Regions from separate parts of the Homo sapiens genome. Here regions 2, 3 and 4 are each linked to region 1. The links are chromatin contacts, found by Hi-C or POLR2A ChIA-PET in ENCODE. All regions are on one chromosome and are shown on one strand. Each heading gives the region's core, a stretch centred on a gene start or an enhancer-like site at or near the end of the contact. The rest is flanking DNA. Distances are from core to core; before and after follow the strand shown. Region 1 holds the start of NCAPD3 (non-SMC condensin II complex subunit D3). Region 2 holds the start of CHEK1 (checkpoint kinase 1). Region 3 holds the start of HYLS1 (HYLS1 centriolar and ciliogenesis associated). Region 4 overlaps LOC124902787 (a long non-coding RNA gene).

Region 1 (6,685 bases), core at 1,451-3,950:
TATGTATGCAGTGTGTGGTATCGGTATGGATTCTCTACCAGAGGTGTGTAGCTCACAGGGTATTTACTGTGATTCTACTCCTAACCTAACGACAAAAACAACTTATTTTAAAAGTACCCAAGCATTTTAATAATACACAAGAGTCTAAATAAGGCTTAGAATTGGAGACGACCCAGTCTTGACTGGGAGCTCCCCAAATCACTTTACCATTACTGCCTTTTACTGTCTAGTTCTTATTTGTTTATTTGTTTATTTTTTTGAGACAGGGTCTTGCTGGTTGTCACCCAGGCTGGAGTGCTGTGGTGTTATCACAGCTCACTGCTGCCTGGAACTCCTGGGTTCAAACAATCCTCCCATCTTAGCCCCCCGAGGAGCTAGGACTACCGGCAAGCACCACCACGACCAGCTAATTACAAAAAAATTTTTGGGGGTAGAGGCAGGTCTTGCTATATTGCCCAGGCTGGTCTCCAACTCCTGGCCTCAAGCAATCCTCCCACTTCAGCCTCTCAAAGTGCTGGGATTGTAGGCATCAGCCACTGTGCCTGGCGCTGTCTAGTTCCAATGATTAATAATCATGTTTAAAGCATTGAGAAACTCTGATCACTTAATTGTGGTTTTTAGAAACACCATTTCTTTGTCTTTAAACAGAAAATGTGGTAACTGAAAACTTGCATTCTAATAAAGAAGTCTAAGAAACGCAGCCTAGGTAGTCAGATTTAGACTGAAGATTATGGGTCTTCTTTCTGGAAACATGTACAAGCATAGGTAGTTCAGGGCTGAGGTGAGGTAAGAGAGAACTGGTTAGCTCTCTCACACCACATCTAAAGAGAAAAACGGGTTGGTGCGGGCTCTGGGAAGTGGGGCTCGGTGGACGAGCCTCACTTTGCGTCTGGCAGTTGCAGATGGCCGGGCGATGGGAAAGCCAGTATTGGCAGAGCGGTCTCCCCCTAACAAACCCACCTGCAGGCTATGGCCAGAGCACCTCACCCAGAAATCCTGGGGACAAGAAGCAAAGCCGAGTGCATGCCGGAGACAATGGGGAGAACCCATAGGCAAGGTGCCCATCCCACGAGGCACAGCAGGGCGCTTCCTCCCGCCCTCGCCGTCCCCATCTCCCTGGCAGCGCGCTGTCACTTTTGGCAGGGAGGACAGTAACGCAGGGGGAGTCGCCCACGGGCGGGACTTGTAGCTGAACCCCAGGCCTCAGACTGCAGTTGACAAGCGACTGTGACAGGCCTCGCCGGAGGAGCTGGGCCCTGAATCACCCTGCTCCCCGGCCGGCTGTCGGCGCTGGGGGAGGGGGTCCCGGGGGTCGACTCACCGATCTGCCCGATGAACTCGATCTTGATGCCCTGGTGCTCCAGCCGCTTGTTGGGGTTCTTGAGGGCAAGGCTCACCTTCCCGGAGACCGTCTCCCCGTCGTAGAAGAGGAAATATTTCTCCTTCTTCCCGTCCTCCGTCTTGTGCTCGGCCCGCTTCCTACTCTCTGCATCGTTCAGAAGGATTTCCACCTCCACGCTCTGCCCGAAGCCGAAGAAGCTCATCGCACCGCCGGGCCGGGCGGGTCTCGGTAAGGACCGCTCCCTCGCACCGGGGCGCGGGCTGCCCTAGGTAAAGAAGGCCAGAGGGCCCGATGCGCGAGCGCGCTCGGCCGCCGCGGGGCTGCCTGGCTCCGCCGCTGCCGCCGGGCAGTGGGCGCCGACGGACAGCCGGCTCCACGGGGGAGGGGCACGGCCGGGGGAGGCTGGCGGCTGCGGGCTGCGGCGCCCGAGCAGCAATGCACCGAGGAGCAGTGCCCTCGGCCGAGCCAGTCCCAGCCAGTCCCGCGGCCGGTGGCAGTGGGCGGGCGAGGGTCGGCCGTGCAATGCTGCGGGGGGCAGCCGCACAGAGCCGGGTGTGGGTGGCCTGCGCCTGCCGGGTGGGGTCCAGCGCCGAGCAGCGCTGCGAGCTGCCCAGCCTCCGGCGGTGCAACGCACCGAGGCGCTTCGGCGGCTCCGGGCGGGGGAGGGGGCGGGCGAGCTCCAGCCCGGATGCGCTGGAGCAGCGGCGCGCAGGCGCACCCCCTAACGCTCCTGGGACTCCCGGCAGCCCGGAGGAGAGCTCGCTGCGCATGCGCAGGGAGAGCGCGGCCGGCGCTCCAGCGGTCGGCATGGCAGCTGCTACCTCGCTGGGACAGGCTCTGGGCCCACGCGTGCCGCGCAGTCCCTACAGAACTGCAGTTGTCTTGTCTTCTCGGAGTGCTTTCGGCTACTTTTCCCTTATTACTTTAGCTCGATACACGTTGGGCTGCCTTTCACATTCGGATATTACGCTGTTCGAGTGCTGACGGGAAAGGCAGCCCTTTGACACGCACGCGAAATGTCGCCTGACGAGGGCAAAGGTGACAGTTACTACCGGAAGTACCCTATCTCAGATACCCTTTAGATTTTCCCCCATTGAAGAAAAACGAGGCGGGAAAAACGCTGTTAGGGTTTAACTCAGGCCCTGGCTCCTTCTCGAACGAATTAGCGGAACACCCGCAGGAGCCTTGTTTGGCTTCCACTTTTCGGCCCGCCCAGTTCTCTGAGCGTGCGGCGGACGACGCCGGTGATTGGTTGAGCGAATGGAAACGGCTCGGCGCGGTGGTTGGCCAGTGGGAAATTCTGTACGTTGTGATTGGTCCACAGGAACGACTCGGCGCGCGCGCGGGAGCGAGCTTTGAAAGTTGAGCACGGCGGCGGCGAGCCGGTGCCCTGGGATCATGGTGGCGTTGCGGGGCCTTGGTAGCGGCCTGCAGCCCTGGTGTCCGCTGGATCTTAGACTCGGTGAGCAGATGCAGCCGGGAGGCCCGGGGGCCAGGGCGAGGGTCCTATGCGTCCCCGACGATGCCTAAGCCCGGGCCGGGGTGCCGGTGGGGGCGGGGTGGGGGCGCCCGGCTGTCGGCGGTGCCTGGGGTCCCCAGGGCCGTGCCACGCCAGGATTGCGGCTAGCCAGGTTTCCCGTGGGGGCTCAAGCCGGCCAGGCCACCCTTAGAATAAGCGAATGTTGGCCAGTCTCTTCTAGCGCCTGTGCATCTGTTTTCTCGGCCTTCCCCTTCTTCCTGTGCGTGTCTTCGTGCACCTATCTATTCTTACCTATTAAGATGGTTTTAAATTGCAAATCTCTTTCTTCCGCCAGACTTATTTCTTGAACTTCATGTTCATAGGTTCCACTGGATGTCTCACATGCAGACATCATCAAACGTCACATGAGTGAAAATGGGATTCCCAAAGCCTGCTAATGGCACCATCCAAGCCACCAACCCAGGAGTCATGGCATTTCTGCTTCCCCTTTCATGCCCACTACCACTGTCCTGCCTCTGAGGTGTCTCAGGGCAGCCCCGCTCCATTCCTGATGCTGCTGCCTTCATCATAGCCTCGAGCAATTGCAGGAGTATTTTAGCTGCTTTCTGATGTTAACTGTGCCAGCCCATCCCCCACACTTTTGCAGAACGACTTTTGAAAACACAGCTTTGAATGTGTCAAGCCTGTACACCTTTAATGTTTCCCCTTTGTTTCCTAAATAAATGACCACATCCTTGGCATGCTTTATAAGAGCTGCCATTCTCTCCAGTTTGATTTTCCAAGAGCATAACCTTTGGAGTCGGACACACTTGGATTGTTCCCTTGGCTCTACCCCATAGCATCCATGTATTACCGTGCAGGTTGTTTATCCTTGCTAAACCCCTGTTTTCTGATCTGTCAAATGGGGAGTACAATATCTACCTCACAGGGGTTTTTGTAAAGATAAATTTGTACTTGCCACATAATAACTGCTGAACAGATACTAATACCCACAAGCAAACACTGTAACAATTTTGTTCATTTAGAAACACTTTAATTTCTTTCCCTTTGTGTGCTTTGTTACACTGTGCTTGCTGGGAGGCACTTTTCTGCATTTATTTGCCTGGCAAAACTCTTACATTCAGGTCCAATTGAAGAATCATCTTATTCCTCTCCCTCCTCCCCCAGTACTATTCCCTATTAAGCTCTGTAGCATTTTACATTTTACATATCTATTATTTTAACACTCATCCATAGCAAAAATAATAAATACCATCTATTGACTGTTTTTTATGTGGCTAGCACATTGTTAGGGCCTTTATACACATTATGTTTCACAAAAATCCTGTATTTCCAATGATGAAGGAGAGACTAATTATGTGTAAGTGATCAAGTCAGGATATTTGCCTCGTTCTGACTCAAAATTCAGTGGCCTCTCTTCTATCATAGGCTGCTTTTTTTGGTATCCTAAGTGTGAAATGTTGAGATCTTTGTGGACAAGAACCCTCTAGTATTCATCTTTATATCCCTAGAAGTATAAGTGGCTTCCCTAGTATTTTCTCAAAGTGTTTGTTGAGTGAATAGGTGATGTATTTCTTCCTCTTCTTCCATCCTAAGTGAAGTAGCAGAGCAGAAGTTACCTGCATTCGACAGCTGAGAAAATAGGTAGTGAGAGATTTGAATAGTGTAAAGATACTGAGGGAAAAAGACTAACTCAGTGTCTCCTATACTCTCACTCAACAATCAACACTGAAGACTTCTGTGACCAAATGGTAGATAACAGGGCCAGTTACTGCCATCCAAATTAGATTTGATGGTATTTACAGTAGGGAACTGTCATAAGCAAAACCAAAAGAAGGAGTGAGATAACTTTTGCTGTGGTCTATAATGACCTTTAAAACATTACTGGAAATTTGGAAAGAAACAATTGTATTTTTCAGATCTTCTTTCAGGCAGCATATTCCATGTCTTTGGAAGGAATGCTGTGCATAGCCACTTAGGGTACAGAGACCCCCTCCTTCAGGGTCAAGTTCAAGTGACAAAAGATGATGACCAGATTGTATTCTAAGGATGGAACTAGTTGAGTGTAAGGCCTTTCATTTTCATTTGCCGAGTGCAGTGTAATGCTCCCATCTCTGTTTTTTCCTTATTTATACCTTGCCCAACTTCTCTAAATCAGTGGTGAACAAATACTTTTAATATTAATTTGAAGGAACACCTGATTAATAATTTGAGATGTCCACATTTCCATCTAGTCCTAATTTTAGTTTGGGAAAGTGACAATGACAACACTGAAGAAATATAGTGTATTAGAAAAGAATGGGAAGGGGGGATGGAGGGATAGGGGAGGGATACCATTAGGAGAAATACCTAATGTAGATGACGGGTTGATGGGTACAGCAAACCACCATGGTACGTGTATACCTATGTAACAAACCTGCATGTTGTGCACATGTACCCAAAAACTTTAAGTTAAAAAAAAAAGTTTATCCAAAAAAAAAAGAAAAAGAAAAGAATGGGAAGATTTAGAGTTAAGAGAGATTGGTGGAATCCAGCCAGCGTGCTGTCTTAATACCCCTCCTCTCAATGTACATTCTTTCAATCAGTGTGTTTTAAAGTCACCAAGTATTCCTGGGAGTCTGAATCTGGGTTGCCTCTTCTATTTTAAACTTCCTGGAGAAATTATATATGTTTTTTAAATGCTACATGATTGTCCAAGGGCCCAATAAAGTGCTCTATATTTTATTTCCACTTATTAACTTGGTTATGATATTTTCACAAAGGAACCTCGTGGGCAATCTGATTAACCTCTGTTTCTTCTCTAGATTGAACATGTGGGAAAGCCTGATCACTGAATGTTTTGAAGTGTCCTTTCCCAAAACTCTTGTATCTGAAAAGTATTTCCTCCTTTATATTTTTAGAAGATGATTAGCTTAATAGTCAGTGTCAGTTGTGATTTAAGATTCTCTTAACCTTTTCTGGTTTTCTTTTATTATGCTACACCTATGTTATTAAAACAAGTTAAATGTGAATCGTGACTAGTAAACTTTTCTCCTCTTGAACACACCTGGAATCTAAAGGTGACTAGTTTTTTTACTTGTTACAGAGTACTTACACATTTCATTGCATTTTCCCCTAGAATGGGTTGACACAGTGTGGGAACTGGATTTCACAGAGACTGAGCCTTTGGATCCCAGCATAGAAGCAGAGATCATAGAGACTGGATTGGCTGCATTCACAAAACTCTATGAAAGCCTTTTACCCTTTGCTACTGGAGAACATGGATCTATGGAGGTAAAAATATAAAAACAAACTAGCCAAAGTTTGGTGTTAGAAGTAGAAGATGAAAGTCATTATTATAATCTGAAGCTTAGCTTTCTTGGTGTACAGTTCACAGGGAGTACAATATGAGTAACATAAAGAATGTGGTTAATTTATTGGAATATCCTAAGAGCTTTCCTCCAAAAGCTTCAAGGTACTTGTCTGATTTTTTTTTTTTAAGACACGACTGTTTTTTACAATAGCAAATTAAAGGAAAAGTATAAGGCCGGGTGTGGTGTCTTACGTCTGTAATCCCAGCACTTTGAGAGGCTGAGGCTGGCCAGTTGCTTGAGCTCAGGAGTTTGAGACTAGCCTGGGCAACATGGCAAAACCCCATCTCAGAAGGAAAAAAAAAAAGGAAAAATATAAAGGCAAAAACAAGAAAACTAGACCAAGGAAAATGCAAATAACAATTCAGACATGCCTTAACCTTAACTTTAAGAAAATCTGCGACCAGGCATGGTGGCTCATGCCTGTAATCCCAGTACTTTGGGAGGCCGAGGTGGGTGGATCACGAAGTCAGGAGTTCAAGACCAGCCTGACCAAGATGGTGAAACCCCATC
Region 2 (6,685 bases), core at 1,026-3,525, 8.6 Mb after region 1:
TGTGAAATACAATAGCTAACCCTCCAAAGACGTCATTATGCTGTCACACAAGTCATTTAATAAACGCTTCATAAAATAGATTGAGATAATTCTAAGCCACATCACATATATACATGTTCTACTCATATACTTTTAAGAGCATTAATCCCATACTATATGTGCTTGTGTAACTGACTGTCCTAAGCTCCTATGGGGTAGATGCGATTATTGCCACCCTAAAGGTAGTGAAGGAGAGGTACACAATGACATTAAGAAGCTTGCCTAAGATCACAAAACAATGACCAGTATGTGATAGAGCAAGGATCTGAAACCAGGCAGGCAATCTCCAGAGTCTGCTCATTTGCTCATTAACCGCAATGCTTAAACCCTGAGAAGCAATTTGTGGGCATGGAAACAATAACTTCGTGTCCCTTCCAGCTCTCTACAAAGAAAACTTTTTTTTTTAAAGGGAAGGAAAAAATTTTTAATCCTAGCAAAAGGCTGTGTAACTTCAGTTGCCAAAACCCTTGGATCTCAAACATCTACTTTCTAAATCACCAGAGTGTGAGACTCCAAAACAATGAATATGCACTCAGAAAACGAAGGCAAGCTTAAAAGAACTCACTCTCCATAGGCACCTTCTCCCAGGGTTTGCACCAAGTCCCAGTCTTCCACAAAGGGCACTGCCATGACTCCACCGAGCACCTCGGCTGTAAAAGGCAGGAATCCAGAAAAGATGTAGAGTGTAAGATCACCAGTGAAGCCACTGAGCCCCGCCTCTCCCCAGGATTGCCCACGAAAATTAACAGCTCTTGCCTTCCCCTTCTATCTCATCCACATTTATCCAAGTCTTTCAACCACGAACAACTATTCTAAACCTGACCATTTTGTCGTGTAAATCACAATCGCCACTCCCAAGCACACCGAAGGTTGAAATTCTGCCCTCCTCAGGCCCCAGAGGAAATTAATTGTTGTTATGAAGAGGTGGGAGACAAATGCTTTCCGGCGAACGACTGGGGAAGGAGGAGGGAGAGGTGGGGGTCTGGGGAAGAGAGGAAGAGGATATAGGGAGCGGTATGGGGCAGAAAACGCCTGCGGCAGCGCCTCCTCCCAATTGCTCAATTCCAATTCCCATCCCCATCCACAGCCCCACCCGTCCCAAAGGCCGGGGCGGGGCCAAACTGCCCCCAGAGGCGAAAGGAAGGGCTGGGACTCTTCCTTGGGGTTCTTAGCTAGCAGCGGGTTAGTCCCTCCTGCCCCCGCCCCCACAACGGGAACCTCCTGGTACCATTCCTCCACCCTCCGAAACCGCCCCTCCGCAGGAGTCTCTCCAATCCCCTGCGCTAGTCAATGCTAACTTTCTCCCACCATGCCCTCCCTCACTAATCTAGACCCCGAACTCCTTCTTTAGAAACCTTCCCTACTCTACCGGCCGCCCTTCCTCACCGGACTGTCCTTTGCCCACCACTGCAGGAATCCAAATGCAGCGCTTTTCCCGCCAAAACTTGAGGGCGTCACGCTGCCGCAAACTCGCGCACCCGCGCCGTAAAGCAAGACAGCGCGCGTTCCCGTGTCCTGCCCCTCTGAATGTCGGCGGCTCCAAAAGGGTGACGTGGAGATGTTGCCGCTCCCGCCCAGGGCTGCTTTGCAGTCGGGGAGAGATCCTGGCTGAAGAGATTTAAGGACGGCGGACCGCATCGGCGCGAATTGAGCTCTGGGCCCAAATATGAAGTGGCATCCGGTGTGAGGCTCGACTGGGCGGTGCTCGAGCGCTGCTGGGGGAAGCCCAGGCCTCCAAGCCTCAGGGGCGCGCGACCGACCGCGCTGCGCTTCCAGGCGGGGCTGCGGGCTTCGCTCCTGGCCGCTCTGGGCCTGAAAGGCTGCACCGCCACCTGCGTGAGGCCACCGGACAGGACTGTGAGGATCACAGTCGGTGAAGCAGAGTGCTTTGTAAACCTCAGAGTGCGGTACTCGTGGTGCTGGAGCCGAGAAACCAGCAGCAGCTGCTGAGAGCCGACTGTGAAGAAATGGGAGGAACTCCGTGTTGGGAGCGAGAGGCTTCGAAAGAACTGGCCACGCAGTCAAGTGTGTGTGGCGGGGCAAGTTTCCCGGAGAAAGCGAGCAGTTTATGTTGGAGCTTGAAGTCAGGATAACCAGTTTTGCCTTTTTTCTGTGAACCAGCTCCAAAACAATGCTTTACTTCAGCCCGGTCTTTTTGCAGGAAGACCATCTGCTTAGCTTAGTTCTACAAACTTTTTCATTTTTAATGTGCAAAGAACAGGCGGGGAGAGCCAAAATAAATCTTACAACGCAAATTTAAAAGCTGCGTACGTCATTTAAGTGGAAAAGTAAATTCTGAGGAAAGAGACTCAAGAACAAAATAGGAAAAATGGAAATAAGTATTCTCTGACAGTAAACTAGACTGGAACTCAGGGATAGGCAGGATCATCTCCATTACATTCTCCAGCACTGGCCGGGCGCAGTGGCTCCTGCCTGTAATTCCAGCACTTTGGGAAGGCGAGGCAGGAGAATGGCTTGAGGCCAGGAGTTCAGGACCAGCCTGGGGAACATAGGGAGACCCCATCTCTACAAATAAAAAAATTTAGGAATTAGTCGGGCTTGGTGGTGTGTCCCTGTAGCCCTAGCTACTTGGGAGGCCTAAGCAGAACAATCGTTTGAGTCCAGGAGTTAGAGGTTAGTGAGCACTACTGCACTCCAGCCTGGGCAACAGCATGATTCCGTAGGAAAAAAACATATTTTTTTATATGTATATATTTTATATATATACATATATATTTTCTTAGTCCTTAAGACTGGGCCACATACAAACACTAAGCATAACTGGCTATTATGATAATAGTAAAGTGAAACAAGTATAAAATGTTACTCAAGGCCGGGGCCTGGTGGCTCACACGTGTAATCCCAACACTTTGGGAAGCTGAGGCGTATGGATCACCTGAGGTCAGCAGTTCAAGACCAGCCTGGCCAACATGGTGAAACCCCCGTCTCTACTAAAAATACAAAAATTAGCCGGGCACGATGGCGAGTGCCTGTAATCCCAGCTACCCAGGAGGCAGAGGCTGCAGTGAGCAGAGATTGTGCCACTGCACTCCAGCCTGGGCAACAGAGCAAGACTCCGTCTCAAAAACAAACAACCAACAACAAAAACACACATTTCTTTTAAAGAAGCAAAGTCAGGAACAAAAATCAAGGAAAAAACTCTTAAAATGCTTATGTGTATAGTTTTGAATCATGACATCACAGATTAGGCTTCATGTAATCTTTTTACAGTTTGTTGTTTTTGGAGACAGGGTGTGTTGCTCTGTCACCCAGGCTGGAGTGCAATTGGGCAGTCTTAGCTCACTGCAGCCTGGAACTCCTGAGCTCAAGTGATCCTCCTACCTCAGCATCCCAAGTCACTGGGATTACAGAAGCGAGCCACAGGGCCTGGTATAAAAATAAAAGCAAGTTTTTATATCATTTATCCCATTTTCTCTTGTTTCCTCACTGTGTGCTGAAAACAAAGAATACGAAGAGGAAGACCTGCAAATTTCCTGTGTGTCTGATGGAGTCTTTTTAGCCTGAAAAAAAAAAAAAAAAAGATATACAGACTCCAGCAGAATACCAGTTAAAGACAGAATACATAGAAATAGCCTCTATTCTCTTCTGAAAGCCCACTAAAATATTTTAATAGTAAAGGATACCAATATTTAAAAGAACCCATAAGAACAGAGTATGAGACACATTTTGGAAAGCAGAAAGCCTTTAGATGAAAGGTAATGAAGATGAATCCCAAAGCTAGCAATGGAAAGCAGAATTAACATCACAGAACTCTGAAAAAGCTCAAGTTGAACTGGTGACACCAGGTAACTGAAGGTGGAGGTAAAAATGGGGCTAAAAGGGGTAGGTTTAAAGGCTACATAAAAAACAAATAGATCCCCGTATCCCTTCCCTTTCTATGTAACCAAGGAACTGTCCCTCCCCAAAGCTGGTACGAGATTTAAGAGGGTAAATGCACAGTATGTGAACTGGAGACCATTAGGCACAGTTAAAAGCTTGGGCACCTTACTGAAAACGGAGGGATTAAGTTTAAGTTTTATCCACTGAAGGTTGAGCCTGTTACAACTTCTTTCCCTACTCTACTCCCAGAAAGCTGACTGCCTGGCTTACATCCTTGAGTAAGAGAATATGCAAGCCTTCTCAAGGGAATCTTACCTATGCAAAAGATAAAAATCTAAAAATCAGTATCATGGATTTCCCAATGTAACAGCCCAGCCAGATCACAGTAGATTGAAACCCACATTATTAATCCCCATCTACACCCCCTACAAACAGACCTTTCAATCAGCTTTTTTGGGTCCCACTCTTTTTTTTTTTTTTTTTTTTTTTTGAGACAGTCTTGCTCTGTCTCCCAGGTTGGAGTGCAGTGGCATGATGTCTGCTCACTGCAACCTCCACCTCCTGGGCAATTCTCATGCCTCAGCCTCCCCAGTAGCTGAGATTACAGGGTGTGTACCCCACACCCAGCTAATTTTTGTATTTTTAGTAGAGACAGAGTTTTCCCACGTTGCCAGGCCGGTCTCAAACTCCTGGCCTCAAGTGATCTGCCTGCCTCGGCCTCCCAAAGTGCTGGGATTACAGGCATGATCCACTGCGCCCTGCCTAGGGTCCCACTCTTAAAGAGGAGCAGACTAGCAAGAATTTGAGAAAGTCTTTAATATGAAAGACATCAAAACTATGCTTAGTGTTCATTAGCCATGTTGCCCAGGCTGGTCTTGAACTCCTGGGCTCAAGTGATCCGCATGCTTCAGCCTCCCAAAGTGCTGGGATTACAGGCATGAGCCACTGCACCTGGCCTAGATTTGAGTTTTTTATGCTAAGTACACAATAACAGTGAAAATGAAGAGTACACTTTTTAAAAAGATAGCTTCATGTAGCCTAGAAAGTAACAAAATTAAGATCCTCAGAGCAACAACTGTAGCGACAAGTTAAAAGTTATCCTATGTATAGTATAAAGGAAGATCATTAATAATTTCTAACTGGTATTAATCATATTGATAAATAATTCAGAATAACCTCTTCCACTAAAGATTCTTTATAGAAATCAAGTAATGTACTTACATATAGTAAATCAAATCTTGAGGCTAAATCTCACCCACAGTTGAAGAACATGGTATATAAATTGGTTTGGAAGGCTAAGTGCCCTGGCTATACAAATATACAACAGCATATCCCTTAGGAGCACCACTATGACTAATCTAAAAGTTATGCAATTCCTCCTGTTCCCTTAAATGGATAACACTAAACAGTTAGCTTTTATTAACGCCTTAGGGTTTATATACATCAGTGATATATTCATAGGCTCTTTGTCCTGATATTAAATGTCCTCAAGGACCACTGTGCTTCCCAGTTAAATTGTTTTTGTTTAGACAAGATTTCACTGTCGCCCAGACTGGAGTACAGTGGCACAATCACAGTTCACTGTAGCCTCAACCTCCCAGGCCCAAGTGATCCTCCAATCTCATCTTCCCGAGTAGCTGGGACTACAGGTGTACACCACCATACCTGGCTAATTTTTATTTTTCATAGAAACAATCTCCTTATGTTGCCCAGGCTTAAAACTTTTTAAGAAGTTTCTCCTCTTTTCTTGCAGGCAGGCTGGCACTGCTCTCTAGGGACCTGTTACTGGCAATGCTTCCCCTTTTAATTTGTATCTTATTTGGAAAGAGCTTCAAAATTAGGTAGTTGAACTTGGTAACAATATACAACAGCAACACATAGGCTAAGACTAAGGGAAAAAGAAGCTCACCTTTGAACAACCACAAGAGTTTTGAGTAAAGGGTCATTCCTGTGTCATGAATAAGTGAGAGTACTGAAAAGCTCCATTTCAAATTGATATGTATGATTATATTTAAGCTGATTCAAAAACACCTACTGACCATCAAGCTCTATATGTAATGCTGGAAGAGTTTCTTCCTCTCCATTGATAAACCAATAATTTCACTGTTTGTCTTGAGTCTTCAAAACTGCTGATTTATAAAGTCAAAGAGCGTCTAAGGATAAAAGACATTGAGAACAGAGACATAGTAGCCCAGAAAGGCACTCTTCTAGCACTCTTCTGGTCCCACATTTATTCATTCAATAAAAATTTATTGAGCCACGCTGTTTCCAAGGAATTGTACTAGGTGCTGCAATGCAAAGGGTTATGACAAAACTGTCTGTAAATGTAGGATCTGAATTGGTCTTTGATAGTTTTCCTGATTTGAGAAAGAAGTCTCTATTTGGCTAATTTAGGGAGCTAAGAGAATGGACAAGGTCTGCTTATGTCCTTCTGGCAGCCTAGCATAGCTTTTGCCTCCCTCAAATCAGTTATAAGTCAAAACAAATAAGGCACATTTTTTAAAAAAATTCCCCCCTTTAATTGACCAAAGTAAAGCCATGACATTTCATTTGGTAACCTGTTTAGAATTATAAAAATCATTTCATTTGGCCCAGCCCATACTGCCCAAGACAAAACTTCCAGACAATTCTGATGCCATCCAGTTTTGTTCTTACAAACTGCATATTAAAAAAAAAAAAAAAAAAAAATCTTCAACGTCCTAAATGTGATGTGCTCAGTGCGAAGCATATCAGAGCTGGACGTGACATTTATGTCCTTGACAAGCCTCGATTATCCAGGTCCTTTACCTGCAACATAAAGATGTCA
Region 3 (6,685 bases), core at 3,126-5,625, 8.3 Mb after region 1:
TTTTTTCCTACCCATGTTCAAGACTTCAGGTATACAAATATGTTTTCTATCCTCAAGCTGCTAGTGCAAATAACACATGGGACAATTAAAAACAATACTAATATATAAATCATAAACTAATGCTGCATAATTGCTACAGAAGGGGGGTGGACCACAGAAATAGACTTCACTGAAACAGTTCCAGATTTAGGAAGTAAAATAGCATACAAAAGGTGAGGTGACCCTGTAGTACTAAAAAGTACATTATAATAGCTGTTATATCCTAGCAGACAGGGAACCAGAAAATACCCCATTTTAGAGATGGGGAATTAGTGGTACAAATTACTTAAGATTTATTCAAAATTGCCCATTGTATGATCCAAGTCTTCTGGATTTGAATCATTATCACTGCTTTTTGGGACCCAGTCTATCAACACTTCATTATGTCCTGAGTATTCTTAAAATATAATTACTTTGGCCTTTACTTTTGATTTAAAGATCCTCTTTTTCATGTAATCAATGATCATGGTGGAATAACTTAAATATGTAAGTGCAAACCAAGGTTTTTTTTTTTTTTTTTCAATTTCTTACCTTATTTCAATGTATCTTGATTGGTATTTACATTCAAGTAAAAAAAAAACCTAGAAAAGAAGAATAGAGTTTAAAAAAATTAACTCTGAAGCAGTGATACATGGAACAAAATGCACTAACCATAAGTCATTGTTAGGATACTGTGTAGAAGCAAAGGAATCAGAAGATCAGGGTCTTAGATCTTAAGTAAAATCCCTTCAAGTCTGGCTAGATTATATTATCCAATCTAGAAGAGTAAGAATTTAGTGACTACATTTTTGGTAGTTGCCATAGAAAAAGTCAAGACAGTCATCACAGGTGGAACAAATGGGAAGCCCCCAAATGCAACTTTGCAAAAGTACTTGCTCTCTTAGACAGCATTTGTACAAATCCGAAGTCTCTGGCCCATGGTAAGGACTAAATAAATGTTGGAATAAAGGAACTATTTAGGTTGTGAAATTTAAATGACACTTTTTATATATTTATACATAAATAACGATTTGTGAGACTCTGGGCTAGGAGGATTTTTGGCAGTAAAGCCAAGAGTTAGTTTTTTTTTTTAATGGCATGTGTCCTACTATACAGTGATTAATGTGTTATTTCCTCTGCATTTCAACTGTGTCACACTCCTATTTTTTTCCTTGAACATATGAAGATGATGTTTGCAAACAATAAATAAAATAGAAACTTTAATAAGGTCCATAGGTAACTGTCAGTTCCTTCTCTTTCTAATATAAAAGATCGAACAATCCTTTCTCTTTAGAGGGAAACTTTCACATAAAAGCTAGAGCAACTTGTATTCTGTAAACACAGACAACATTGACCGAAATACCTAACCATATCTTCTCTTCAAAAGTCTTAGTGACTCAGCATCCTAGGGTTAGCTAGTTACAATCAAAAGGATTTCAAGGGTAGAAGGGGCAAAGACTTCAAAATGAGATAAAGGGACTGGGTCAGTAGACTGCTATAGGGAGGCTATTGCAGAGTTATAACAAATTTCTCCACCTCTGGGGAGGTAAGCAAGCAGCTTAAAGAATCACAGTATTAAAACAAAACAAAACATCCTACCACAAAGGCAAACAATACCATAATGAAGGCAAAAGAGACAACAAACTGGGAGAAATACTTGTAACACGTTTAAAAATCAGTAATTTGAATTCCTCTTAGAAAGCTATTAAAGGGTACACATTATCAGTAAGATAGGGGAGAAAAGACAGATGCCGTACCAAACGAATAATAACTAACAAACAGCTGGGCGCAGTGGCTCATGCCTGTAATTCCAGCACTTTGGAGGCTGAGGTGGGAGGATCGCTTGAGGCTGTGAAGGAGTTCAAGACCAGCCTGTGCAACACAGCAAGACCCCCATCTCTCAAAAAAAAAGAAAAAAGATTAGCTAGGCGTGGTGGCATAAACCTGTAGTCTCAGTACTATGGGGGCTGAAGCAAGAGGACCGCTTGAACCCTGGAGTTTGAGGCTGCACTGAGCTATGATCTGGCCACTGCACTCCAGCCTGGGCACAAAGCCAACGTCTGTTTCTAAACAGCAACAAAAATTAATAAACAGAAAACATGTTCAATTTCAGTAATGTGTATAAAAGCATTAAGACATCATTTCAGATTGATAAGATTTTTTCAGTACCCGGTGCTGGCAAGTGTGTGAAGAAATAAAAACAAGCATCCTTATTATGCCCTGTGTGTTGGGGATAATCCGTTTTTCCAGAGGGCAGTTTGGCATTATTATTATTGTTGTTGTTTTTTGAGACGAGTCTCTCTCTGTCGCCCAGGCTGGAGTTGCGGTGGCCTGATCTCGGCTCACCGCAACCTCTGCCTCTCAGGTTCAAGCGATTCTCCTGCCTCAGCCTCCCGAGTAGCTGGGATCACAGGCACCTGCCACCACGCCCGGCTAATTTTTCTTCTATTTTTAGTAGAGACTTGGTTTCACCATGTTGGCCAGGCTGGTTTCAAACTCCCAATCTCAAGTGATCCGCCCGCCTCCGCCTCCCAAAGTGCTTGGGATTACAGGTGTGAGCCACCGCGCCCGGCCCAGTTTGGCATTTTGAATCAGAATTTAAACTGTACCACAACTTCTAAGTCATAATCCACTTCCAGGAATTTATTCCAAGGACATAAATTGGACAAGAATGCAAACATGTATACATACAAGTGACCACTACCATACCATTTTATGATTATGAAGAGACTGGAAACAAATGTACATTAGTAGGGGACTGGTTAAATAATATATGATACAATACAGCCATAGCAACAAACGCCACGCATCCATTAAAAATGGTAATGCGTATCGACACTGACAGAGAAATGTGTTCCCAATTTATTACTGACTCAATAATGTATAATCTGCTTAACTGACGTTCTTTTAAATTAACATACTTTATTATATTTGTAACATGCAATTATTTAAAACACATTTTATAAGGAAATCACATAAATATAAGGTATATATTATGAATATATCTGAAGTAAACCTAAATGTGAACAGTGTTTGATGGTTATCTGTGACTGATGAAATTTCGAGTATTTTCTTTCTTCTTTACACGTACTAAATGTTGCTCGGATTGCTAAAAACATGTACATACTATGTTTGCATTCTTGTCCGATTTATGTCCTTGGAATAAACTCCTGGAATTGGATTATGACTTAGAAGTTATGGTACTACTTGAATTCTGATTTATGTTTTTCTTTTCTCTTTTTTTTTTTTTTTTTTGAGACAAGAGTCTTGCTCGGTCGCCCAGGCTGGAGTGCAGTGGCGCGATCTCGGCTCACTGCAACCTCTCCCTCCCGGGTTCAAGAGATTCTCCTGTCTCGGCCTCCCGAGGAGCTGGGACTACAGGCGCCCGCCACCAAGCCCGGCCAATTTTTGTATTTTTAGTAGAGACGGGGTTTCACCGTATTGGTCGGGCTGGTCTCGAACTCCTGACCTCACGTGATCCGCCCACCTCGGCCTCCCAAAGTGCTGGGGTAACAGGCGTGAGCCACCGCGCCCGGCCTGAATTCTGATTTATAATGCCAAACTGCCCTCTAGAAAAACAGATTATCCCCAGCACACAGGCCATAAAGGTGCTTGCTTTCATTTCTTCACTCTCTCAGCAGCATGGGGTACTGAAAAATCTTACCAATCTAAAAAGATATCTTAATGTTTTTCTTTGCCTGCTTAGTGAGATTGTATACTGTTTAGAATAAAAAAGATTTATTTCCATTTCGGGGTGGACAAACACCTTGGACGGTTCCATGCTGCAGTCCACAAAAGGTGCAGCTAGAAGGCGACAAGACACGCTCCGCCTTTCAACGGCAAAGCTCGCAGTCGCCCCGCCTGGCCGTGGGCGTGGCTTGGACCCAGGTCGCTAGCGGCCTTCGGGACTCCCCTCCAGCCCTGGGGCCGTCCCCGGCCTCCGCCTGGTCCCAGGGGCGCGGCCCAGGAGCTCAGAAAGGCCACCGGGGCAAAGACCGCGGCGGCGGCCAGCGCACACCGTGACCTCCAGGGGCTGCGGCCCGCCGCGCACATCGCCTGTAGCTCACGCTGCCCCGGCCGCCTCCCTCAGGAACGCAGACGTTGGGGACGGCTCGCCAGGCAGGACCTGGAATCCACGGAGGGAAGCTGCCACTCTGCACCGTCCCGACGGTGGGAAAAGGAGCGAGGGCTCCCGCCGCAGTGGGCCGGCAGCCACCAGGTCCCCGCGTCCCTCCGCTTCCGGCCTTCGCCCGGCTTACCCGCGTCGCGGAAGTCCGCTCTCTGCACCGCGTCCTGCCAGTCGCCAGCAGAGCACCGCAGATTCTGTTAGCTTTCGCGTAACTTGCGCAGGCGCACTGCCGGCCCACGCGCCGAGCCTGCGGTTAACCGCCGACCGCTGAGGTTTAAATCCGGAGAGCGAACCGGCACCCTTGGCCCGGTCCGCCCTCCCTCTTATTGGTCCTGAGGGTAAACGTCCTCCAAGTCTGTATCCTGATTGGCGCACATTTTGTCTGGGCCTTCTCCGCCGGCGGGAGCATGCCCGGGATTTCCAATGTGGCCTTAAAAATATCCGAGCCCGCCTAGCTGAGGCGCGCAGGCAGCAGCCGTTGCTGCGACGCCTCTGGTGTACTAAATCTGGAGGGGAGGTTGGGCCCTCGAAGAGAAGGAGAAGACCCTCAAACCTTGGCTAACGGCGACATAGCTGGCTTTTTGGAGAGGCCGCCTAACGGTCTGCCACTTCATTGGAATCAGCCTCCGCCCTTCTCAACTGGCTGCTGCGGGGCCAGTGGTGCCGGGAGACGAGGGCGGGCGCTCAGGGACGGTTCGAACAGTCTGGGGTGAGTCCGCCTGTGCGCTCTAGACGTTTCCTTGGGGCCTGAGAGAGCGGCTGTATGAAACCCTGGCGCACTGAGCTCTTCCTTTCCTCTGCATGGTGTGCAGGGCCCTGGCGTGACCCGTGGCTGCGTCTCCACAGCTCCTCCCACGTTACTCTAACTGTGCTCCAGCCACCGACTGCCTTGCTCCGACATGCACTTGTTTTCTTTTGGAATGTGCCTGTCTCCTTCACATGGTGTTACTCTCAACTTTTTTTTTTTTTTTTTTTTGAGACGGAGTTTCCCTCTTGTTGCCCAGTTGCCCAGGCTGGAGAGTAGTGGCGCGATCTCAGCTCTCTGTAACCTCTGCCTCCCAGGTTCAAGCGATTCTCCTGCCTCAGCCTCCCGAGCAGCTGGGATTACGGGCGAGCACCACCATGCCCGGCTAATTTTGTATTTTTAGTAGAGATGGGGTTTCACCATGTTAGTCAGGTGATTCTACCCCCTCGGCCTCCCAAAGCTCTGGGATTACAGTTGTGAGCCTCTGTGCCCAGCCACTAATTTTTTTTTTAAACCCGATGTTTTAACTCTTTTTGCATCTGTACCTGTAAAAAAAAAAAAAAAAAAAAAAAAAAAAATCTAGTGCTTGGGGATTGCTGAGGATGAGATCTGTAAAAGCAAGAGGAGAGGCCCTCAGGGTTCAATATCCTAGTCAATACCAAGCAAACCTATCTCAACTGGTCTTGAGTCCTGAGCATTGCATTTTCCACCTTAAACAAATAGGTGCTAGTTGTCAAGTTCATCTTACACCATTTCTTAAATCCAGGATTCAGTGGGAGGGGAGAAATGTTTAATCCTTTTCCTCCAAACACTTCGTATTATCTCTTACTCTCCCTCTTTGCCTCAGGGCCTTTGTGCTACCTCTAAGGCACTTTGAATTTGTGGGAGGAAGAAAATGGAAAGAACAAAGGAGGGAAGATGACAGAAGTAGGTTGTGGAGATTTGAGTGACTGCCCCTACATCTGCAATATCATAACACTCCTTTAGTGCAGCGGTCCCAACCTTTTTGGCACTAGAGACAGGTTTCATGGAAGACAATTTTTCCATGGCTCAGAGAGGGGGTATGGTTTTGGGATGATTCAAGCGCATTACATTTATTGTGCACTTTATTTCTATTATTATATTGTAACATATAATGAAATAATTATGCAACTCACTGTAATGTAGAATCAGTGGGAGCCCTGAGCTTGTTTTTCTGCAACTAGATGGTCCCATCTGGGGGTGATGGGAGACAGTGACAGATCATCAGGCATTAGATTCTCATAAGGAGCATGCAACCTAGATCCCTGGCTTGCGCAGTTCACAATAGGGTTCACGCTCTTGTGAGACTCTAACACCCCTGTTCATGCGACGGAAGGCAGAGCTCAGGCAGTAATGCCAGATGGGGAGTGGCTGTAGAAACAGATGAAGCTCCTACGGCTTACCCCCTGCCTTGCGGCCTGGTTCCTAGGTGCCTGTCCGTGGCCTGGGGGTTGGGGACCTTTGTTTTAGTGCATATATTCTTTTCTTTCCATAGGAGCAAATTTAATATGCTCAGGTTTTATCTTATGCCAGCATGACTTTTTCTTTGGCTTTGAATCTCCAATCTGTCTTAGAAACCAAAGAGTAGATGGAATCATTTTTCTTCCAGCTTTGAACATCAGCATTCTCCTTATGGATCCCCCAGTTCGTTTCTTTTTCTTTTTTTTTTAATTTTTTTTGAGACAGAGTCTCTCTCTGTAGCCCAGGCTGGGGTGCAGTGGCACGATCTTGGCTCACTGCAACCTCCACCTCCCAGGTTCAAATGATTTTCA
Region 4 (6,685 bases), core at 2,439-4,938, 5.9 Mb after region 1:
CAAAGCTCCAAAGACTAGACCAGCCCACTCAAGGTCATGCCATCCTCCAGGGAACTGTTTGCTTGGCCAGAAATCACGAGTGAGGAGAAAAATGAGAAGAGAGCGTGGGGGCATCAGCAAGCCCCCACATTCTTGTCTTCTTCTAAACACCAAACTTGTTGCTGTCACAGTTTCCTTTTCTTCAATAAAGAATAAGACAGGAGCCACTTACATACACATCAGAAAACAGAGTCACCTCACGGTCTCTCAGAGGCCACCAGTGCCTCTCTCCTCCCAACACTCCTCTCTTTTAGAGGTGTTGGAAAAGTTGACTCAGTCATATAATCTTCTTACATTTAGAAGTTTAGTTTGAATCATCTTAGTGTTCCATCTTTATTAAGAAATGTTGAGCTGCTGGCTGGGCGCGGTGGCTCATGCCTGTAATCCCAGCACTTTGGGAAGCCAAGGCGGGTAGATCACTTGAAATAGGAGTTTGAGACCAGCCTGGCCAACATTGTGAAACCCTGTCTCTGCTAAAAATACAAAAATTAGCCGGACAAGACAGTGCACGCCTGTAGTCCCAGCTACTTGGGAGGCTGAGGCAGGAGAATGACTTGAGCCTAGGAGGCAGAGGTTGCAGTGAGCCGAGGTCATGCCACTGCACTCCAGTCTGGGTGATGAGAGTGAAACCCTGTCTCAAAGAAAAAAAGAAAAAAAAAAAAGAGATAAGAAAAGAAATGTTGAGCGTTGAGCTGCTAATTGTGCAAGTTTGCTCCTAAGGATAGTGGCCACTTCAGGTCAGGATGGTCTTATTTTTTTCAATCACACTCTTTCAAAGATGGGGAAACCCTTAGAGTCTTTCTCTTCCACCTCTCCCATTTTACAAGTGGGAAACTGAGTCACTGAGAAGTAAAGTGCTGTGGCTTTCATGGAGGAAACAGGACTCACTTCTAGCCTCCAAGTCCCCAGCCTGACATGCCCATGACCACTGTTTTTTCCTTTTTATTGAGTGTAGCATCGACACAATAAGGTTTTAAAGCTCAATGCTCTTGTCACATTTTCTTGCTTGTTGTTCTTGTATTCCATTACAAATCTGACCCTGACCCTTTTTGAAAGGGGTCATTCAAAGAGGGTGAGGAAGGAGAGGGAAATGAGCTTGGGCATGACCTAATCAACTCATGGTTACTAAGTTTCTCAGGAATGGAGCCTTTTTTCTAAGGTAGAGAAGTGGAAGTGAAAAGAAAGTGGGAGCCACAGAGAGAGGATCTGGGGAAGGGGTGGGGGCCTGACGACACCATTAGTTCTGGGGTTACATACACTCCCAGTGGTCCTCGCTGAGCCCCGAAGCCTAACCAGAGCACAGTCATGAAGCAACATCCACCTACAAAATTGGTGGCCTGGAAATTCACACACAGATTTCATTCCATTATTGATGAAAGAGGTAGGAAGAAAGAACATAATTATTAGAAATAACTTGAAGAAAAGGTGGTTCTTAAATTTTAAAACTTATTAAAAATAAAGTGCCTTGCCCACCTCCCAACTCCAGAGATTCTGATACAGTTTAGTGTGGAGGCCAGAAATATATTTTTCTTGTTGTTGTTTATGGTGAACGTCTAGTCCTCCATTAGTGGCTTAAAAAAAATCAACTATTTTGGGAAATCATTTTAGAGCTACAAAGAAAGTCACACAGACAGTATTGTGAATTTAGTATACCCTTCACCTCCATTCCATTTCCCCTAATTTTAATTTAAAAAATTGTGGTAAAATATACATAATATAACATTTACTATTTTAATTATTTTAAGTGTACAGTTCAATGGCATTAAGAATATTCATTCACATTGCTGGGCAACCATCACCATCATCCATCTTTTATCTTCCCAAATGGAAACTATGTAGCCATTGAATGATAACACTCCGTTCTGTCTTGGCAGCCATCATTCTACTTTCTGTCTCTATGGATTTGACTCTGTTAGGTACCTCATATAGATGAAATCATGCAATATTTGCCCTTTTGTATCTGGCTTGTCTCACTTAACGTAGTGTCTTCAAGGTTCATTTATATTGCAGCATGTGTCAGAATTTCATTCCTTTGTAAGTCTCAATAATATTCAATTGCATGTATATACCACGTTTTCTTTCTTCATTTGTGTGTTGATGGATATGTGTATTGTTTCTACCTATTGACTATTGTGAACAATGCAGCTATGAACCTGGGTTTGCAAATATCTGTTCAAGTCCCTGCTTTCAATTCACTTGGTTAAATACCCAAAAGCGCAACGTTAATTTCATACACAATTGTGGAACATTACTATTCACTTAATTTTCGCATACTATTCACTTACTATTTACAGACTTTATTCAGATTTCACCAATTTTTCCACTAAAATTTAATCTTAAAATAAGCACTCCAGGAGATTCTGGTTCACAGATCAATGTTTTATAAACATTATTTTTTAAATGACAGATTGTGTCCAGGAAGCAGTGCCATATGTTGGAAAGTTGACCTAGGACTGAGGTTCTGTACACTGAATCTGGAACAGGTTCGAAAGCAGCCAGTGGAGATTCACTGCCTTCCACTGGGCCTAGTTTTCTCCATCTTTCAAAGAGAATGGTTTGAGAATTATCTGGAGTCTTCTAGAGAAAAGAAGCTCTAGAATGTAAAGTTGTTCTCTAGGTAAAAGCTTTCCAGACAGCTGCTGACAAAAGAGAAACTGGCTAGCACTTCTGAACTCTCTTAATAATTATATTATTATTAATTTGCATAAAAGAAGCAAGATTTCAACTAAATGGCAATGGTTCTAGGATTCTTTCACAGTAGTGTTAATTCCTTATATAAGGAGCATGGGAGTATTTTTCTGTAAGAATCAGCCTGACAGAGCCCTATAGAACTGAGCCTCTGAAGACGTGCACTGACCAGCACAGGGAAGAAGAGTTAAAGATCTCTAAACATGTGAAACGGCATTATTAATACTGCTCCAGGCATATGGTATGTTTCAGGAACCCTTTTAAGTTAGTCTTCTCATGTGGAAGATTTGGGAGCAAATGCGAAATGAACCCATGGGAACATCTTTATGACGCTGCTTTGGATGCAGCACTGAAGTGTGCCTTTCATGGTAGAAGGATGTGAAACCATAAACGGGAGACTGAAGATACTCCAAGGAAGCATTAAAACAAGGAAGCAGGCAGGGCACGGTGGCTCACGTCTGTGATCCCAGCACTTTGGGAGGCCAAGGCAGGCGGATCACGAGGTCAGGAGTTCGAGACTAGCCTGACCAACATGGTGAAACCCCATCTCTACTAAAAATACAAAAATTAGCCAGGCATGGTGGCACACACCTGTAATCCCAGCTACTCAAGAGGCTGAGGCAGGAGAATTGCTTGAACCCGAGAGGTGGAGATTGCAGTGAGCCGAGATGACACCACTGCACTCTAGCCTGGGTGACAGAGCGAGACTCTGTCTCAATGAAAAAAAAAAAAAAAAGAAGAGAAAAAAATAAGGAAGCAACGGTAATTCAAAGAGAGGGGAGGGCCTGGGCTGAAATCTGGTTTGGATTCTATTAATCTCAGTGACTTGGGAAAAGCCCTAGAGGGCCCTTAACAAAGGGAGAGGCAGTCATGACCTCGGCACCAGCATCTTGGCATCTTTTCAGAGAGGTGTCAAATCCTGGGGACCCCCTTGTGGTAGCCCTGACTCAGAAGGAAACATACCAGCTACTATAGTACATCATCGCATACCACTTCCTGAAGGGCTTTGGGTTTTCCCTAGAAGGCTATATTGCTATGTGCAGGTCCTGCCAGGAACAAGCTTGAGCTCAATAGCTAAAGGGGGGAGCGGGGGAAGAAGCAGAGCAGAACGTACACCTTTTGTGGTGTGTTTACTACATATACATACAGACTTGCCCCCACTCACAGTTTATTATCTGTGCCTTATAATCCATATATGGAAGATAGGCATGGAAGTAGAGAAAAACAAAATGGACCTTTAGAAGGAAGAGGGAAATAAATCAGTCAACGGCCTAGGTCAGCCTTTCCCAACTTTGTGAGCTTTGAAATAGCAGATATTATGCAAAGGCAGAATTCTACAGTCGGATAAGTTTAGGAAAGATTGGATAAAACAAATTCGAACAGTATGAAGATTTCTTAAAGAACTAAAGGAAGAATTACCATTTGATCCAGCAATCCCACTGCTGGGTATCTACCCAGAAGAAAAGAAGTCATTATGTGAAAAAGACACTTGCACATTTGTGTTTATAGCAGCACAATTTGCAATTGCAAAAATATGGAACCAGCCCACCAACAAATGAGTGGATACAGAAAATGTAATACATATGTGTGTGTGTGTGTGTGTGTATACCATGGAATACTACTCAGCCATAAAAAGGAACAACATAATGGCATCCACAGCAATCTAGATGGAGTTGGAGATCATTATTCTAAGTGAAGTAATACAAGAATGAAAAAACAAACATTGTATACTCTTACTTATAAGTGGGAGCTAAGTTATGAGGACACAAAGGCATAAGAATAATATAATGGACTTTGGGGACTCAGGGAGAAGGGTGGGAAGGGGGTGAGGAATAAAAGTCTAACATTGGGTACAGTGTACACTGCTCAGGTGACAGGGGCGCCAAAATCTCAGAAATCAACAATAAAGAATCTATCCATGTAAAAACCATCTGTTCCCCAAAAGCTATTGAAATAAAAATAAACAAATACATAAATATAAACATTTATTATTAGATCTCTTAGAATTGTTAATATACTGATGGAATTGTACATTTATTTTCTCACATTTATGTCATTAAACAAATGTTTTTAAAATCATCGTGCAGTAGAACTCTGTGGAGCACCCTTTGGGAAACACTGAGCTACTTGCTTGAGCAGTACCACTTCCTGAGCTTCTTGGCAGGCAAGAAAATTAGAGAAACATGATGGGCTATTGTTTTTTAACCAGATATAAGCCTATCATTTTTTTTTAGATTCTAAGTTGTAAATAAATTTTTGGATTAGTTATGTACTGCAAAGAGTCATTGAACCACATAATGACACACAATAAACTATCTCTTTAAAAATGGTTTAATTATACATGTAGAATAATTTTGTATGTTTTTATTTTTACTGTATCAAATATTGGGTATGAGACATTTTGCATCGGGAGAAGGGGAGTAGGCCTGTTGCTTTCTGATAGTCTAGTTAGATAGAAATCACTAAATTTAGAATACCTTGAACTTCTTTTCCTTGAACGCAAATTCATTTATCTATGAATAAGCATTATGATTATGACTGCAGTTGAAATACCCTAATTTGACTTTCGAGTCTCCAGCAGGATCCATAAACTGCTTCTCAATTGAAGGAATTTCCATAAGCTTTTGATACCAGACCTGCATATTAGCCACTTTGGATATTTTGACATTTGAGAAGGCTGGTCTCTTCTTTCACCTAAACATAAGCTCTTCCATCTCTTCCAAAGACAAGTCCCAGGGCAATCCTACAGGCAGGATTGAGACTTTCTCAGGAAGCTTCCTTGGGTTTGATGGAATGCTCAGGAAGGGGCTTGAGCAAGATCGTACAGACCTGGCCAGGATAACTGAGTAGAAACGTGCCATTAGTAGCAAGGAAGAAGTTGTCTTTCCTTCTCTGATGGCAGAGCATTTCTTAGAAAGTAAAGAAATGCAGAAAATGTCATCACAGCTGTCTTATCTACTTGATCTCATTACTCCTTATTAACACAAGAAGACTCTGGACAGTTATAGTGAAAGTCCCGATAAGAAGGAAGTGGTCACTTTCAAACTAATGTAGCATATCAAGATGATGATAAACAAGAAAAGTCTAACTATTCAATAATCAATAATATTGATTCTTAATTGGAGATATAACATTTGTTCCTCCCTATCTCTTCCATCACCTCACTACATGATGCATCTGCAAACACACACACACACTAACCAGTTGGGCCTCGTTCCTTTTTTTGTTCACCTATTGCACCCAGTTTTGCTGTTTATCAGAAAATTACCACATGATGTTGAAATAAACTGCTTATGTGTCATCTTCCTCATAAAACTACAGACTCTTTGAAGATAGGTTCAACATATTATCATCTTAATATTCCACTGACCAATGTAGAAAATATTTATCAAATGTGTTGAGTATATCACCATTCACTAGTTACATGGACACTCATTTATGCTATGCTTACTGGTGAATTTGACCAGCTGTTTCCTTTTATGATTTAACACACTCATTTTAGATGAGTGGCCCATCAGAAAATAAGCTTTTTAGTACAGACTATAAAATGCAGATACCATCTCTAAAGAACCTATATTCATTTGTTTCAAGAGAAATATAACTTTGAGACATGAAAAGAATATAAACTTTAAGATAAATCTGTCAGTATCATTTGAGAATTCAGTTAAACTTGAGAAAATCAGAATAATGATTTGATACTGTTTGGATTCGTGTCCTCACCCAAATCTCATGTTGAATTGGAAGAAGTCTAGTGGAAAGCAATTGGATCATGGGGGCGAATTTCCCCCTTGTTATTTTCATAATAGTGAGTGAGTTCTCATGAGACATAATGGTTTAAAAGTGTGTGGCACTTCCCCATTTGCTCTCTCTCTTCTGACATCATGTGAAGAAGGTGCTTGATTCCCTTCAGCCTTCCACCATGATTGTAAGTTTCCTGAGGCCTCCCAGGAACTTCCTG

The links. Hi-C counts contacts between places; a loop is a spot of excess contacts on that map. ChIA-PET counts read pairs that join two places held with the same protein, here RNA polymerase II (POLR2A). Pooled maps may share reads with other maps.
Region 2: a pooled map shows a loop between it and region 1 (4-fold over the local background). The contact joins the promoter of CHEK1 here to the promoter of NCAPD3 in region 1. A Hi-C loop is called at or near these places in 3 of 50 pooled maps.
Region 3: a pooled map shows a loop between it and region 1 (7-fold over the local background). The contact joins the promoter of HYLS1 here to the promoter of NCAPD3 in region 1. A Hi-C loop is called at or near these places in 3 of 50 pooled maps.
Region 4: a loop to region 1 is called in a pooled map, with 2.7 times the contacts of the local background. The contact joins the enhancer-like site here to the promoter of NCAPD3 in region 1. A Hi-C loop is called at or near these places in 1 of 37 single-sample maps with no recorded cell type and 1 of 50 pooled maps. POLR2A ChIA-PET finds 5 or more read pairs at or near these places in 2 of 52 experiments (activated CD4-positive, alpha-beta T cell and activated naive CD4-positive, alpha-beta T cell).

What each region holds. Positions count from the first base shown.
Region 1 is chr11:134,219,982-134,226,666 of GRCh38, reverse strand. It overlaps NCAPD3 (non-SMC condensin II complex subunit D3), which reads left to right and starts at 2,700. Exons shown (of 35, transcript NM_015261.3): 1 at 2,700-2,804; 2 at 5,941-6,095. The coding sequence starts at 2,741. It overlaps VPS26B (VPS26 retromer complex component B), which reads right to left and starts at 1,996. Exons shown (of 6, transcript NM_052875.5): 1 at 1,322-1,996. The coding sequence starts at 1,544. RefSeq lists enhancers at 1,110-1,259, 1,360-1,419, 2,210-2,259 and a silencer at 1,620-2,089.
Region 2 is chr11:125,620,753-125,627,437 of GRCh38, reverse strand. CHEK1 (checkpoint kinase 1) reads right to left here and starts at 2,275. Exons shown (of 13, transcript NM_001114122.3): 1 at 1,426-2,275; 2 at 605-689. The coding sequence starts at 669. It overlaps LOC118567325 (a long non-coding RNA gene), which reads left to right and starts at 1,544. Exons shown (of 1, transcript NR_170378.1): 1 at 1,544-2,301. It overlaps STT3A (STT3 oligosaccharyltransferase complex catalytic subunit A), which reads right to left. Exons shown (of 18, transcript NM_152713.5): 18 at 4,347-6,666. The coding sequence ends at 6,628. RefSeq lists enhancers at 630-679, 240-783, 1,600-2,109.
Region 3 is chr11:125,885,358-125,892,042 of GRCh38, reverse strand. It overlaps HYLS1 (HYLS1 centriolar and ciliogenesis associated), which reads right to left and starts at 4,375. Exons shown (of 3, transcript NM_001134793.2): 1 at 4,278-4,375; 2 at 571-620. RefSeq lists silencers at 3,798-4,187, 4,288-4,337, 4,428-4,477 and an enhancer at 4,618-4,667.
Region 4 is chr11:128,316,059-128,322,743 of GRCh38, reverse strand. All of the region lies in intron 1 of LOC124902787 (a long non-coding RNA gene), which reads left to right. Among named protein-coding and RNA genes, the nearest start is that of LINC02098, 110 kb to the right of the region's middle. Within about 2 kb of position 3,688, at least 4 of the 41 ENCODE cell types and tissues checked have a DNase peak (open chromatin) inside an H3K27ac peak, as active enhancers do.